Linked DNA regions of Homo sapiens: region 1 is linked to region 2. Evidence: chromatin loops called from intact Hi-C (ENCODE). Cell type or tissue: Calu3. All regions are shown on one strand.

The links. Hi-C counts contacts between places; a loop is a spot of excess contacts. Peaks named below come from ENCODE experiments on the same cell type or tissue, not always from the same donor. Only the 100,000 strongest peaks of a DNase experiment are listed, where the experiment ranks them.
Region 1: a loop joins it to region 2, with 6 times the contacts of the local background. A loop is called at or near these places in 4 of 110 quality-filtered maps.

What each region holds. Positions count from the first base shown.
Region 1 is chr1:173,124,749-173,132,748 of GRCh38, reverse strand. No RefSeq gene overlaps it. Among named protein-coding and RNA genes, the nearest start is that of TNFSF18, 78 kb to the right of the region's middle. In Calu3, no CTCF peak of the experiment used is centred here; a DNase peak (open chromatin) is centred at 4,748.
Region 2 is chr1:172,973,342-172,981,341 of GRCh38, reverse strand. No RefSeq gene overlaps it. Among named protein-coding and RNA genes, the nearest start is that of TNFSF18, 74 kb to the left of the region's middle. In Calu3, no CTCF peak of the experiment used is centred here; DNase peaks (open chromatin) are centred at 3,841 and 4,801.

The DNA.
Region 1 (8,000 bases), 150 kb before region 2:
CATATGATGCTATATAGAGTCAGGTAGGAATTTGGTGTCTTATTGCTACAGAGTCTGTTTTGTCAGGCTTAAGATCTCTGTTTTAATGTTAATGCTGGTTCATTGTGCCTGAATTCCAAAGGGAGAAGAGTACAGTAAGGCGTGTCTGTCCTGCCCCCACCCCACCACATCATTTCCATCATGGCCAGAACCCAGAAATAGATTATCAGGTTTACTTTGGAATGCCCTTGGCCAAGAGGAGGATCCATCAGTCAGTTGAAAGGCTTAGAATTTTAATTTTGGTTTATATGGTAGAAGTTGTAGGAGGTCAAATTCAAGAGTTTTCTATATGTTTACCCAAACATATGGAAAACTATTCAGCTAATTCACCATGAAAGATGGTTGAATAGGAATAGCTCTGGACTGCAGCTCTCAGTGAGATCAATGAAGAAGGTGGGTGATTTCTGCATTTCCAACTGAGATACCCAGCTCATCTCATTGGGACTGGTTAGACAGTGGGTGAAGCCCATGGAGGGCAAGCTGAAGCAGGGTGGGATGTCACCTCACCTGGGAAGTGCAAGGGGTTGGGGAACTCCCTCCCCTAGCCAAGGGAAGCCATGAGGGACTGTGCTGTGAGGAACAACGCATTCCAGCCCAGATACTACGCTTTTCCCATGGTCTTCGCAACCCGCAGACCAGGAGAATCCCTCAGGTGCCTACACTACTAGGGCCCTGGGTTTCAGGCACAAAACTAGGCGGCCATTTGGGCAGACAGCGAGCTAGCTGCAAAAGTTTTTTTTCATACCCCAGTGGTGGTATGAAATTGGGGCAGTAATTAATAGCCTACCAACAAAAAAAGCCCAGGACCAGACAGATTCACAGCCGAATTCTACCAGAGATACAAAGAGGACCTGGTACCATTCCTTCTGAAACTATTGCAAACAGTAGATAAAGAGGGACTCCTCCATAACTCATTTTATGAGGCTAGCATCAGCCTGATATCAAAACCTGACAGAGATACAAAAAAAAAAAAAAAAAAAAAGAAAGAAAATTTCAGGTCAATATTCCTGATGACATCGATGCAAAAATCCTGAATAAAATACTGGCAAACTGAATCCAGCAGCACATCGAAAACCTTATCCACCACAATCAAGTCAGCTTCATCCCTGGGATGCAAGTCTGGTTCAATATATGCAAATCAATAAACATAATCCATCACATAAACAGAACCAATGACAAAAACCACATGATTCTCAATAGATGCAGAAAAGGCGTTTGATAAAATTCAACACCCCTTCATGATAAAAACTCTCAATAAACTAGGTATTGATGGAATGTATCTCAAAATAATAAGAGCTATTTATGACAAACCCACAGCCAATATCATACTGAAAGGGCAAAAGCTAGAAGCATTCCCTTTGAAAACTGACACAAGACAAGGATGCCCTCTCTTACCACTCCCATTCGCATAGTATTAGAAGTTCTGGCCAGGGCAATCAGGCAAGAGAAAGAAATAAAGGGTATTCAAATATGAAGAGGGGAAGTCAAATTGTCTTTGTTTGCAAATGGCATGATTGTATATTTAGAAAACCCCATCATCTCAACCCAAAATCTCCTTAAGCTGATAAGCAACTTCAGCAAGATCTCAGGATACAAAATCAATGTACAAAAGTCACAAGCATTCCTATACACCAAAAATAGACAAACAGAGAGCCAAATCATGAGTGAACTTCCATTCACAATTGCTACAGACAATAAAATACCTAGGAATACAACTTACAAGGAATGTGAAGGGCCTCTTCAAGGAGAGCTACAAACCACTGCTCAAGGCAATAAGAGAGGAAACAAACAAATGGAAAAACATTCCATGCTCATGGATAGGAAGAATCAATATCGTGAAAATGGCCATACTGCCCAAAGTAATTTATAGTTTCAATGCTATCCCCATGAAGCTACCATTGACTTTCTTCACAGAATTAGAAAAAGCTACTTTAAATTTCATATGGAACCAAACAAGAGCCCATATCACCAAGACAACCCTAAGCAAAAAGAACAAAGCTGGAGGCATCACACTACCTGACTTCAAAGTATACTACAAGGCTACAGTAACAAAAACAGCATGGTACTGGTACCAAAACAGATATATAGACCAATGGAACAGAACAGAGGCCTCAGAAATAACACCACACATCTACAGCTATCTGATCTTTGACAAACCTGAGAAAAACAAGCAATGGGGAAAGGATTCCCCATTTAATAAATGGTATTGGGAAAACTGGCTAGCCACATGCAGAAAACTGGACCCCTTCCTTACACCTTATACAAAAATTAACTCAAGGTGGATTAAAGACTTAAATGTAAGACCTAAAACCATAAAAACCCTAGAAGAAAACCTAGGCAATGCTATTCAGGACATAGGCATGGGCAAAGAGTTCATGACTAAAACACCAACAGCAATGGCAACAAAAGCCAATGACAAAGTGGATCTAATTAAACTAAAGAGCTTCTGCACAGCAGAAGAAACGATCATCGGAGTGAAGAGACAACCTACAGAATGGGAGAAAATTTTTGCAATCTATCCATCCGACAAAGGACTAATATCCAGAATCTGCAAGGAACTTTTAAACAAATTTACAAGAAAAAAACAACCCCATCAAAAAGTGGGCAAAGGAAATGAACAGACACTTCTCAAGAGAAGACATTTATGTGGCCAACACATATATGAGAAAAAGCTCATCATCACTGGTCATTAAAGAAATGCAAATCAAAACCACGATGAGATACCATCTCATGCCAGTTAGAATGGCGATCATTAAAAAGTCAGGAAACAACAGATGCTGGAGAGGATGTGGAGAAATAGGAAGGCTTTTACACTGTTGGTGTGAATGTAAATTAGTTCAACCATTGTGGAAGACAATGTGGTGATTCCTCAAGGATCTAGAACCAGAAATACCATTTGACCCAGCAATCCCATTACTGGGTGTATACCCAAAGATTATAAATCATTCTACTATAAACACACATGCACATGTATGTTTATTGCAGCACTGTTCAGAATAGCGAAAACTTGGAACCAACCTAAATGCCCATCAATGATAGACTGGATAAAGAAAATGTGGCATATATACACCATGGAATACTATGCAGACACACAAAAAAGTATGAGTTTATGTCCTTTGCAGGGACATGGATGAAGCTGGAAACCATCATTCTCAGCAAACTAACATAGGAACAGAAAACCAAACACCGCATGTTCTCACTCATAAGTGGGAGCTGAACAATGAGAACACATGGACACAGGAAGGGGAACATCACACACTGGGGCCTGTCAGGGGAGGGATGGCATTAGGAGAAATATCTAATGTAGATGAGAAGTTGATGCGTGCAGCAAACCACCATGGCAGGTGTGTACCTGTGTAACAAACCTGCATGTTCTGCACACGTATCCCAGAACTTAAAGTAAAATAATAACAATAATAATAATAATAATAAAGAAAACTACTCACTAACGAGAGAGGATGAGGCCCATATGCAGAAAAATATATAAAAACAAAAGAGACTGAAAGAGAGTCCTGGCAGCACTGGGTCCACAGTTCCAATTGGGTTTTATTATATCGTGTTGACTTGGCTGACTCCTTAAGAGATGTAAGTGATCCTTCTTAAGAGATGTGAGGAATTAAGTTAGAACATACTGATTATCTGTAAAACATTCCTTGTGGGCTTCAGGTTGAGCAAGCTTGTGCTGTTTGAACTTGGGGTGTGGAAAATTACACCTAAGAAATTTCCCTTTCATTGTTAGTACAAGTCAGTACGCAGGAAGCTGCTTGGGAAAAGATGCAATGGGGTGTGCCTTGTGATGATTCCTTTCTTTTCATTCACAAGAACCTGGCGCAGCTTACCCTCTGTAGGCACTGGCTGAGTACAGTACAAAGCCAGCAAACCAAGCCAGAAAGCCCATGACATATTAATAGCTCCATGAACTGCAGCTGAGAAAGGTGCCACTAGTTCAATAAAACCAAAGCCATAGAAAGAGAGGGTGAGGGTAGAGGAAAGGAACTGGGCTCTAGATCAGCGTCATAGGATATTAATAGCCAGGGTCTTTAAACTGGGGCACTACTTACCCTGCAGGTGCACCAAAATTAAGGTGTATGTGGCCACAAGTAGTTTTAGGGAAAACAAGTTCCAGACCCTCAATTTCCATAAAACTCTCCCTGAGAATATGCTGGGTTGTCCTTTTCAAACTTTGCTTAGGAAAAGAAAATCTTTCTCCCACTTTACATAAGAAGGAACTCCAAAGAGAGAAGTGTGGGGTGGTTATGGTGGATGTGTGTGTGTGTGTGTTGTGGGGAAGATTTAAAATACCGATATGTACAAAGCCTCCTTTATTTAGGCACCAGTCAATGTTCACTTGCATATTTTGCACAACTTCAAGGAGAAATTTGCTGGAAATTACATCTTTAGTAGTGTTAGAGCCTGGAAACAGATACTCCAAAATATGCTGCTTTGAACTGGACTTTGAGCCTCATAGTCTCTCTGAGGCCCCCACCTTCCCCCATTTCTCCCAAAGCATAGGATGAAGTTGCTCTCTAAATTTCCTTATCTACCTAAAGTCTGGACCTACAAGAGAAGAAAACAAAAACCTTTGGTCTCTTCCATGAGTTTTCATTAACTGAACCCCGATGATGAGAAACACAAATTCTGCCAATGTATATTTACAGAGGTTAATTATAAGCCAATATGAATGACCACGGCCCATAGTTGCACAATCTCAAGAGGGCCTGAGAAAGCGCACCCGAGGTGGTTGGGCTACTGTTTGGTTTTACACATTTCAGAGAGACAGAAATTGCAAGTAAAATAATAAATCAATACATACAAAATTTGGCCTGAACAGGCAGGACATTGGTCCGGCCTGAACAGGCAGACGTCTTGAAACTGGGGCTTACAAATCATAGATGGGTTTTAGGGATTCTCAAGATGACAACTGAGAGAGTTAAACTGTTGTATAAACACTTGAAGTCGGTAGAAAGAAATGCTTGAGTTAAGATACAGAGGGTCTGCTCTCTGTCGTGTGATGCTATACTAAAGTCGGGTTGGAAAGGAATCCACATTATACCAGGTTAATAGCAAACCAGAATCTATGGTTTCTAGGGTGTGATTCCGAAGGTCCCTTAGATAGGAATTTGGGCAAAAGACAAAAGGTCAAAGTTCAGTCCTCAATGCATATCGCAGGAAGGAAGACTAACGTCTGTTAAAAAACCTGTACAGACTTTTGTCACAAACCATTGCCTGCTCTGCAGGCCTAATAGACTTTGTCCTAGACCATTGTATGTTCTGCAAGTCCACTGAATTCTGCCTAGTAATTACTTATTGTTCTTCAACAGAATTCCTCTTCTCCCTGTCCCATACCTAGTTTGCCAGGATCCATGCCTCTATTCTTTCTGTAACCTCAAGATGGTATATAAGCTTCTGCATTAGGAAGTTGGGACTTCATTCTGAAGGCTCCTGCGTCATGCAAAGCTATGATCAAATAAATTTGTATGCTTTTTCTCCTATTAATCTGCCTTTTATGAGTTGATTTTTTAGCGAACTTTCTGAGGTTGAACGGGAAACTTTCCCTTTACCTATATAGCAACTATTTAAATTTGTGATGAAAAATTGAAATGTCAACTTATAAATATGCAAATCAATATAAACAGCTCTCACTTTGCTCAGTAGTGTGGCGTCATAAAAATAACTGTGCAAGCGAAAAATGTGCAATCTCAATAATCAATGGGAAGAATCACAATTGTTAACATGACCGCTAAAAATTTTGGTCAAAACATTAAAAACTCTCTTACTCTCGGTTATAAATGTATAAAACTAATACTTAGTATACTGCAACTTAAACACTAGAACATTCAGAATTTAAAACACTGAGAAGTAGAAAACTTATCAAGTGTAGCTTGAACAGTATTTGCCCTCTTATAAAACAGTGAACATCTTTTCCTTGTCTTGGTGATGTGAACCATATATAAAATCTTAAGCACATCCAACCGACTGAATGGATTCCTCCTCTAGAAGGGAAATCAACCAAAGTAAACCTCAGAAACTAGTTCTGGCCATGATGGGAAGGGGGAGTCAGACATTTCTCATTGTACTCTCCTCCCTTTGCAATTCAGGCACAGCTGACTGCATTCGTATTACAACACATCTTAAGACTGACAAAACAGACTCTTTGTAGCAATAAGACACCAAATTCCTACCTGATTCTAGTATAGCATCACATAACAGCAGGACCTAAAATAAATGAAAGTATTTTATCCCAAAATATATTTCTTTGACATATTTTGAAATGGCCCTGGAAAGCTGTCTCTTGTGGGGAAAATCTACATTTTGTAGAGAATCCCCTTTCCTTTTCCAGGTCTTTTCCTGATCCAGGAGATATTAATTAAGAGTCTGGCACCTTTTTAAGTCTGATTAGAGACATTTACTGGACATTTACTGGAGGTTTCATCTGCATGATAAAACCTTGGTCTGCAAAACATCTTATTTTAACCCAGACATTCTTTTCTATTGATTCTAGGTCTTTAGATAATAACAACTCTTTCAGCCAGTTGCCAATCAGAAAATCTTCAACTCTATGTATGACCTGGAGTGTGCCCCCACTGCCCGCTCCCTGCCAGCCCTTTGAGTTGTTCCACCTTTTCAGACAGAACCAATGTACACCATCCATGTATTGGTTGATTTCTGCCTTTAACTTCTATCACCTTAAATTTTATAAAACCAAACTGTAACACAACCACCTTGGTTCTCAGGACCTCCTGGGGCTGTGTCACAGGACTTGGTCGCTCATATTTGGCTCAGAATAAACCTTTTTAAATATTTTACAGAGTTTGATTTTTTTTTTTTGGTCAACAGTGAATTGTCATACTCCTTTTTAAGTTTGTATCTGTTTCCAACATCTTATCCTGTGTGCTTTCCATGTTGTGAAATATCTCTGAGAGTTCTCTTCATGTGAAGTTTTTTTTTTGACTGCAACATTTCCTTTGGGACATCATCCTCTCTGTCGGGACTACTTTTTCATTTCTGTTAGTAAGTTTGCTACAAATTTTTCCCAATTCTTTTAAAAGGTATTGAAGTAAAAGGTACTATTTAAAAGGTATTGAAATGTTAACATCTATTATTATTATTGAAAGGTAAAAGGTATTATTTAAAAATATTGAAGTAAAGAAAGGAGGGATTAAAGATTTAGTTCAGGTGGCCCATAGAGATGCTTGATTTGTGAGGTTGTTTCATTTAGACCCTTTTATTTTATACCTAGGAAAATAAGGCTTGCTCTATCTCACACAGTTAGTTAATGTTGGAGTCTGGTCAGAAGGTAGGTATCTGCAGGTGGTTTGGTATATTATGGTATATTATTCTGTCATAATAAAGTAAATCTTCTGGTAGAGGCTCTTCCATCAGCCGGAAGAAAAAAAATCATTGGCTGTCAGAGTAGACAGGGTTGATGTCATTTGATATAAGATATGGATGGTAACATGGGCCTTCAAGGTAATGTTCTTGAAGGATAGGCTGAATTTGAGGTAATGTAGATGAAGGGGAGTGGGTAGTGGTTGAGGTCCTGTAGGGTCAGAATGATATGGATGTTAAGGGCAGAGTAAGGGGAAGAGCGTGGCTGTCACGGGGGTCAGGGTTGGCAATGCAGCATGGAGTCAACAATGTTTGTGATCTTCCCAAGGAGGGCATCCAGGTTGAGATCTCATTATGTAGAAGAAAGCATATTGGAAAATGAGGGAGGAATTAGGGCAGTACAGGAAAATGAGATAATAGACTGTCGAATACCTTAAATTCTATTTAATTCACAATATGTAAGGCACCGGAGTGTTGTAAGTGTCAAGGGGTGCAGCATCAGCAGAATAAAAGAAGTCAGGATTGTCACATGCGTCCGTGTGAACAGACCACCAATCAGGCTTTGTGTGAGCAACAAGCCTGTTTATTTCACCTGGGTGCAGGCGGGCTGAGTCCGAAAAGAGAGTCAGTGA
Region 2 (8,000 bases):
TATGTAACTAACCTGCACAATGTGCACATGTACCCTAAAACTTAAAGTATAATAAAAAAAAATAGAAGTAAATTTAAAAAAAAAAACAGTATTTTCCCTTAAAATTAATAAATTATGAATAAAATAATTGATGAACTTGATTACATCATAATTAGGTCTTTCTGTTGGATGAAGCATGTCATGGATAAAGTTTACAGACAGGTTACATACTGAGAGATGTTTAAATATCTAAAACCATGAAAGACCAATATTTAGCATGAGAAATACTTGCAAATCAACAAGAAGAAGAAGAAAGAAATCCCCGATTAAAAAAAAATGTGCTAAGGGCATGATTGGGTAATTTACAAAAGAGCAAATCAACAACAACAAGAAGACAGAAATCCCCAATAAAAAAGTGTGCTAAGGATATGATTGGGTAGTTTACAAAAGAGAAAATCCAAAAGGCTAGCAAACATATGAAAAACTGCTCTCAAACTCATTAGTAGTCACAGAAATGTAAATTAATCAATAATGAGACATTACTTTACACATGTTAAACTGGCAAAAAATGAGAAAGCTGGACATTGCCAAATGATAATGGGAATGTTGTGGCATCTTCCTGGGAGAGTAGAGACTGTTGCAGAGATCAGTCTAGCCGTCCTTAGTCCTAGTAAACATCCCCACACTTTATGACTCAGCGATTATACTTCTGGATAATCAACAAAAAGAAGTTCTCACACAGTATCCTGAGGTCACATTTTCAAGGAAGCTCATCATACTGTTGCTTTAGGTGGTGGAAATTAGAGATGATCTTGGTGTCCATTCAGTGAGAAAGAAAGAGATTGAAAATGGAGTATTCCTGTCATGAAGAACTATACAGCAGAAACAGTGACAGAGTACATATGCCTAGAGCAACATGAGTGGATGCTAGAAACCTATGTCTCACTTTTTAAATAGAAGGAAAAGAAACAGGAATGAAATCTGTAAATAATTTTATTGGCATAAATTTAAAATTCATGCACATGAAATACATATTTTGTAAAACAGACAATAAAAAGTTTCACATATTTTGTAAAAACATATAAAAGGATATATATTAAGCACATTAGAATGCTTGCCTATTCTGTGGAGGGGGGATTGGAGAAAGAAGTAGGAAGAGAAGTAAGAAGAAATGAATGAATAAAAGAAATTAAAAGAGGGGCCAGCGTGGACCTATGATAATAATGTGATTCTGAGGAGTATCATTGACTTATAGAGTAAATATATATAATAATATTATCTTTATATATAATTCTGCAATATACAACAAATATATTGTAGTATAATTATATTATAATAGCACATGAATATATACAATTTATATAATACATAAAATATAGCATAATTATATATACTACGTTATATAATGTATATAATTACATGTCACAATCATCTCTTTGTATGTCCATGAAGGGTTGGTTCCAGGGTCCCTGCACTGTGGATATCAAAATCCGTGCATGCTCAGGTTCCTCATATAAAGTAGTATAATATTTGCATATAACTTATACACATCCTCCCATGTATTTTAAATCACCTCTAGATTACTTGTTATACCTAATATAACAAGTTAGGAGGCTTTTAGGGCAATCTTGAATGAAGTGGTGGTTTGGGTTAAAATTCTATCAGGAGAAATAATGAGTTGTAGTCTGACTCAGGCATCTTTGGAGGACTGACTGATTGATTGGAGGTGGTGTATAAGGAAAGGAAGGAAACCAGGGACAAGTTAAATCTGAGATTTAATGTGTCATATAATCAAGTGGAGATGTCAACTAGGCAGCTGATTGTAAGAGACTGGAGGTCTTTGATGAGGCAGCAGCTGGAAAAATAACTATAACTACTGTAATGCTTAATTTTTCTGAAGGATTGAGAGTTGATCATACAGTTTCCATGCTTTTGGAAAATCTTTCTAAAATATACATCCTTCATAATCCAGTAGAGTATATACTCAGTGCATATAAGCATGTCTTCAATTAATAGTGGTGATTAAGTGATTAATTCACAGTTCATTATACTTACATTTGATATACTTACATTTGATATGATTGAGGCAAATCAATGGGCAAAGTACTTACTAGGGCAATTTCTTCATCTATAAAATGAGTATAACAATATTATCTTGCAGGGTTGTTATAAAAATAAGAATAAATGTATGCAAAATACCTGGTGAATAGTAGGTATCAATGTATAATAACTTTTTTGTAGATTATATTCTAGTCAAGGTAGAGCTAACTATAAGGCAATCTGAGCAACTTTCTCTGAAATGAAGGGGCTCCAGATGAAACTTTCTCAGTCTAAGTGACATTTCAGGAAATAATACTCAATAGGCTAACATTTCCTTTCAGAGTTAAGGCAATGGCTCTCAGCAACCTAGGGTTTATTTAATTTTTACCTTGCATACAATACCTGTATTATTGGCCTCAAGAAGTCCAATACTAACTTTGTTTTGGTATGTATTTGTATTAGTCAGGATTCTCCACAGAAACAGAACAACAAATAAAACGTGTGTGTGTATGTAGTGAGAGAGAAAGAGAGAGAGAGAAGGGGGGCGGGAGAGAGAGAGAGCAGAGAGAGAGAGAGAGAGAGACATTTTAAGGAATTGGCTCATGTGATTGTGGGGGCTAACAATTCCAAATTCTGGGTAAGTCAGCAGGCTGGCGAGAAGACTTAATGTTGTAACTTGAGTCCAAGGGTAGCCTGGAGGCAGAATTTCTTCCTATTTGGAGGACCTCAGTCTTTTTCTCTCAAAGCCTTCAACTGATTGGAAAAGGTTCACCCACATTATGAGGGGTAGTCTGCTTTATTGAAAGTCTCTGATTTAAATATTAAGCTCATCTAAAAACAGCTTCACAGCAACATCTAGACTGGTGTTTTACTCAATATATAGGTATTGTAGCCTAGTCAAATTGACACATAAAATTAACCATCACAATGTTCATTACTGGGGTTTAACAAAGGTGGTACTATTTATTTCATACAGCTGAAAAAGAAAACATCCAGCAACTATATGAAAGAAAGCTTCAGTTTTTAAAATTCCAAAACAGGGCAAGCTCACTCATTCCACATCAGTGTCTTTAGTGTCTTCAACCATTTCCTGCCAAGGTGAGATTCTACAAACTCATAGTTTTTCTTAATACTACAAGCTTTCTTTCTACGCACTCCTCCTTCTCCTCCACTCCCATCTTATCAAATATAGGTGTAAGCACTGATGAAATATAGGTGTAAGCACTTTTAAAAGAAATGTCTCTATAAAGAAGAAAACATTATAAGCAGAAGGGAGACTATATTTAAACAGACAGTACTAGATATCACACACGTTGGTAATTGTACCACAGAAAAAGGCATAAAACAGAGAAGAAGACAACAATAAAACAACAATAAAAAGCTTCTTTCCAGTGCTTTCTCCTCAAACAGGCCATGAAATGGTCACCACCGACCTATGGCCAAGAAATGACTTGGGGAAGTGAGAGTTCCAGGTCAGCCTCATTGCATGGCAGTTCATATTTTACTCTTCAATGACTTTGAAAGGAACTGACTAATTTGAACCAAACGTAGCAAATTATTACCAAACCCCAGCATGCATCATCATGCTTATTTATTTTCAAAACAGAATACTTTTAATCACTGAGAGATGTTTTGGGCACATAGGACATAGTCTGGCTATGTTTACTACACAAATATTTTTAAGCCCAATTATCAATTATCAGTAAACCCAAGTATTTCCATTAATTCTGTGGGCAAAGACATTAAGGCAATATGACAAATATTTTAAGGTGAGCAAAAGTTTCACCTCCAGTTACCTGGGCAGGAAGTGTGGACAAACCAGTTTGGTTCTATTGTGCTGGTGGTTGCGAGGAAGAAATCATACCATAGCAGAGTTTCAATATGCCTTAAACATAGTATGATTCCTCACACATTTGAAAGATATTCCATTCATTTCAACAATGTTTACTGAGTTCCTATCATGTTCAAAGCCCTGAACTAGGTGGAGGTCGTGGTTTGGGGGAAGATTTACAGATGGGTAAATCATAGGCTCTACTCTTCTCATAATTAAAATTTAGAAGGAAGCATAAAAGCAGTATGTCATATAAGACAAAATATAGTCAGAAACCTAAGAACAGAAATATTTGTGTAGTGGTTTATTGGCCAAATGTCTTTTTGTACTTTAAGAAGAAGAAGGGTTGGGACAACCAACCTCGATTACCTTTGAAAAAGTTGCTCAATGGCCAAGAATCTTGGATAAACTCAGCTTATTTTGAAAATAGTCTCCAGCGCTAACAACAAAGCCTTCCCCATCACTTCATTCTGTTCTTGGTCTTCCTGATTTAGATCTCCAGTGAGATTTTAGAAATCTGCTTCTGTAAGTGGCATTAGGCCATCAGGTGCCTGACACTGCTAATACCTTTGGGAGGCCCAGGCTGCACCCTGGCTTTCCAAGAACACAGAATGCAAAATGAATACTGAATGCCATCAAACATTCTGGGTGCCCTCCACCTTGTCCTTGACCTGATGTGAGCCTGCATCTCTCACCTATCCTCTGTTTCCTTGGTCTGCCCTGGGCCAAAGCCAAGAGCTCCTTGCTTTTTTTTTTTTTTTTTTTTTTTTTTTTTTTGAGTCACTACCAAACTTGTTGACTTTGGCCTTTCCTTGTGATAATTTTCAGTTTAACTGTTTGTTCTGGCCACAGAGATTTCAGTCTAGCTTACAAACTACTTTTATTGTATAACTCAGGGTTTAGGCCAGATTGGTAGCTGGCTCCAGTTACACACCCTGGCTAATGATTCAACAGCTATTGTGTTCCTGGGAAGCTTCTGGTTAGAACTGGATGAAATGATGTGACGTCAGTGGCTGCCAAACTGCACAATTCTTTAGTTTACGTTTCAGTTTAAAGTGATTATAAAGTTATTTTGGGCACTTTTTTTGAGGGACCTTGACACTTGCCACAAAAAACAAAGCCAGATGTTTTTCAGGATTTGATTCCTCTCCACTCATCTCTGTCCCAGTCAGGAACTCAAGGACACCTGCCTTTGGAACTTAAACTTTGATGATGCAATTCATATAAAGTTCAGAATGTCCAGGTTCAAACAGGGCTACATCCATACTAGCGATTCATTAAAGATTTTGGGGGAGAATATATCTCTCCACTGCCTCTTACCATTTTTCCCTAACATTTCCTCCATTCAGTTAATCACTCAATTATTCATCAAATATTTATTGAGTGCTTGCTATGTGCCAGAGACTGTTCTGGGTACAGGGAATGTATCAGGGAATAAAAGTAGCACAAGTTCTGTTCTCATGAAGCTTATACCCCTTAAAATATACAGGGTTAAAGACAGTAAATACCTTGGCGAATTATACATTATTATAAATGGTTATAATTGATATAAAGAAAAATAAGGTAGGGAAAGGGAAAAGGAGGATGAGGCCAAAAGGAGATGTGGATTTGAATAGGGTACTTCTTTGTTAAAACACTGGGCTATTACGAAGGATTGGCAAAAAAAAATTGAGAAAGAATGGCCAGTGAGGTAGGGGGTAAACAAGAGGAGGGTGGTTTTGGTGGTCACACCACTTTGGGAAACTGTTTGACAATATCTTCTAAAGCTAAATATGACCCTGTGGCTCTACAACTGTACTCCTGGCTATGCACCCAGCAGAAACGAGTGCTTATGTGCAAAAAAAAGAAAAAAAAAAGAAAAGAAAACTGGGAAAACTAAAAACATGTACAAGAATGTTCTTAAGAGCTTATTCACAATAGCCAAAAATTAGAAACAGTCCGAATATTTATTCATGGTAGAAAGGATAGACATGCTGTGATATAATTGTACAATGGAATATAAAGTAGAAATGAAAAAGAATGAACTACTGCTACACTCAAACAACATGGATGGATCTCACAGAAGTATACTGCATGAAAAAATCTAGACACAAGAGTGTATATTGTATGAGTCCATCAATATATTTAAAAATATTTAAGTTATTTTAAATTTTAAAATTTAAAAATAGACAAAACTAATCTGTGGTGATAAAGTAGAAAATAGACATTACCTTTGGGGAGACAGAGACTGAGAAGGGGCATAAGGGAGCCTGTCAAGGACTGGTGTTATTCTTATCTTGATCAGAGTAGTGCTAAAGTGCTATATATTTAAGATCTGTGCATGTCACTGTGTACAAGTCATACATATATATATATACTATGAAATACTATGCAGCCATAAAAAGGAATGAGATCATGTCCTTTGCAGGTACATAGATGAAGCTGGAAGCCATCACCTTCAGCAAACTAACACAGGAACAGAAAACCAAACACCACATGTTCTCACTCATAAGTGGGAGTTGAACAATGAGAACACATAGACACAGGGAGGGGAACAACACACACCAGGGCCTGTAGGCAGGAGGGATGTGGGCCTGTAGGCAGGAGGGGTGGTGAGGGGAGGGAGAGCATCAGGACAATTAGCTAATGCATGCAGGGCTTAAAACCTAGTTGGCAGGTTGATAGGTTCAGCAAATCACCATGGCACATGTATACCTATGTAACAAACCTGCACATTCCACACATGCATCCTGGAACTTAAAGTAAACAAAATTAAAAATAAAAATAAAAAGAATTTTAAAAATAAAAATAAAAAAAATTAGAAGTAGAATTGGGAACAGGGACTGGGAACAATTCTTTCATTTTTTTTCCCCTTAACACTAAGTTTAAGTTCTAAGTACATAGACTGTTAAGACTGGGAGATGATTTAAAAATCATCCTGTCCAAACTCCTTCCATAATAGTCAATGAAGCATGCTGCTTTCCTGTGGATGGAGTCTGGATATGTGGCTTTTTGGGTGTTGATCACTTTTCTATAAATTATTTTTGTTGACTTTTTCAATTATGGAAGTCAATAGGTAAAGTACAGCAAAAAAGAGGGTAAACTTAAGGCATGATTTCTTTAAAGATCAAAGATATTGAAACGTGTTCCACATGGAGATGCGAAATTCCAACCAACTCCTCCCTGATGTTTTATTTATTTATTTATTTATTTATTTAGTTTTTTGAGACGGAGTCTCGCTCTGTCGCCCAGGCTGGAGTGCAGTGGCGCGATCTCCGCTCACTGCAAGCTCCACCTCCCCGGTTCACGCCATTCTCCTGCCTCAGCCTGCCGAGTAGCTGGGACTACAGGCGCCTGCCACTACACCTGGCTAATTTTTTTTTTTTTTTTTTTTTGTATTTTTAGTAGAGACGGGGTTTCACCGTGTTAGCTAGGATGGTCTGGATCTCCTGAACCCGCGATCCACCTGTCTCGGCCTCCCAAAGTGCTAGGATTACAGGCGTGAGCCACCATGCCCCGCCGATATTTTATTTTTTAAAAGCACCATTTCTGAGTTGAGAAAGCATGTTTACGGTAGAAGGCATGAGGTGTGCCAACACAAATCCTGGATTATTCCAATCTAGGGGTTTCTCCATGTATGAAAGAAATATAAAAATCTTCTTAGCTTGAATTGCATCTTTTAAATATTTTTAGGCAAGCTGGTGTAAAGATAACATATCCAAGAATGGCTCCAAGTAATGTCATAACCCAACCAAACCACTCAACATGTGCTGGCCCTGGTGAGGAGCCTTACCTTTTATGTTGATTTGGAAATAATGACATAGCATAAACCGAGCCCTCTCTCTCTTGAAGCCAAACCAACTTCCAGAGCTACCACCTTTCCTTGCCAAAGAAAGCACCCTGAGCCACGTGAACCTTTCTTGCACAGTCCTCAACAGTGTGACGTGGCAACAGCGGTATGACTGAGAGCTTATGAATTGGGAAAAGGAGGTTGCTGGCCCAGAGGGAAACTTCTCCTGCCTTCTCTCTTGAGCACACCAAAGTTATGTAGGAAGGGAAGCCTTCTCTTCCCTCAGCAGGTACAAATTTAAAAAGGATAGAAACTGTCTGTGGTAGCTGCTGGCACAGGAGGGAAAAAGCTGTTTGTTTTGTAAGAATAAGATGGGGCAGG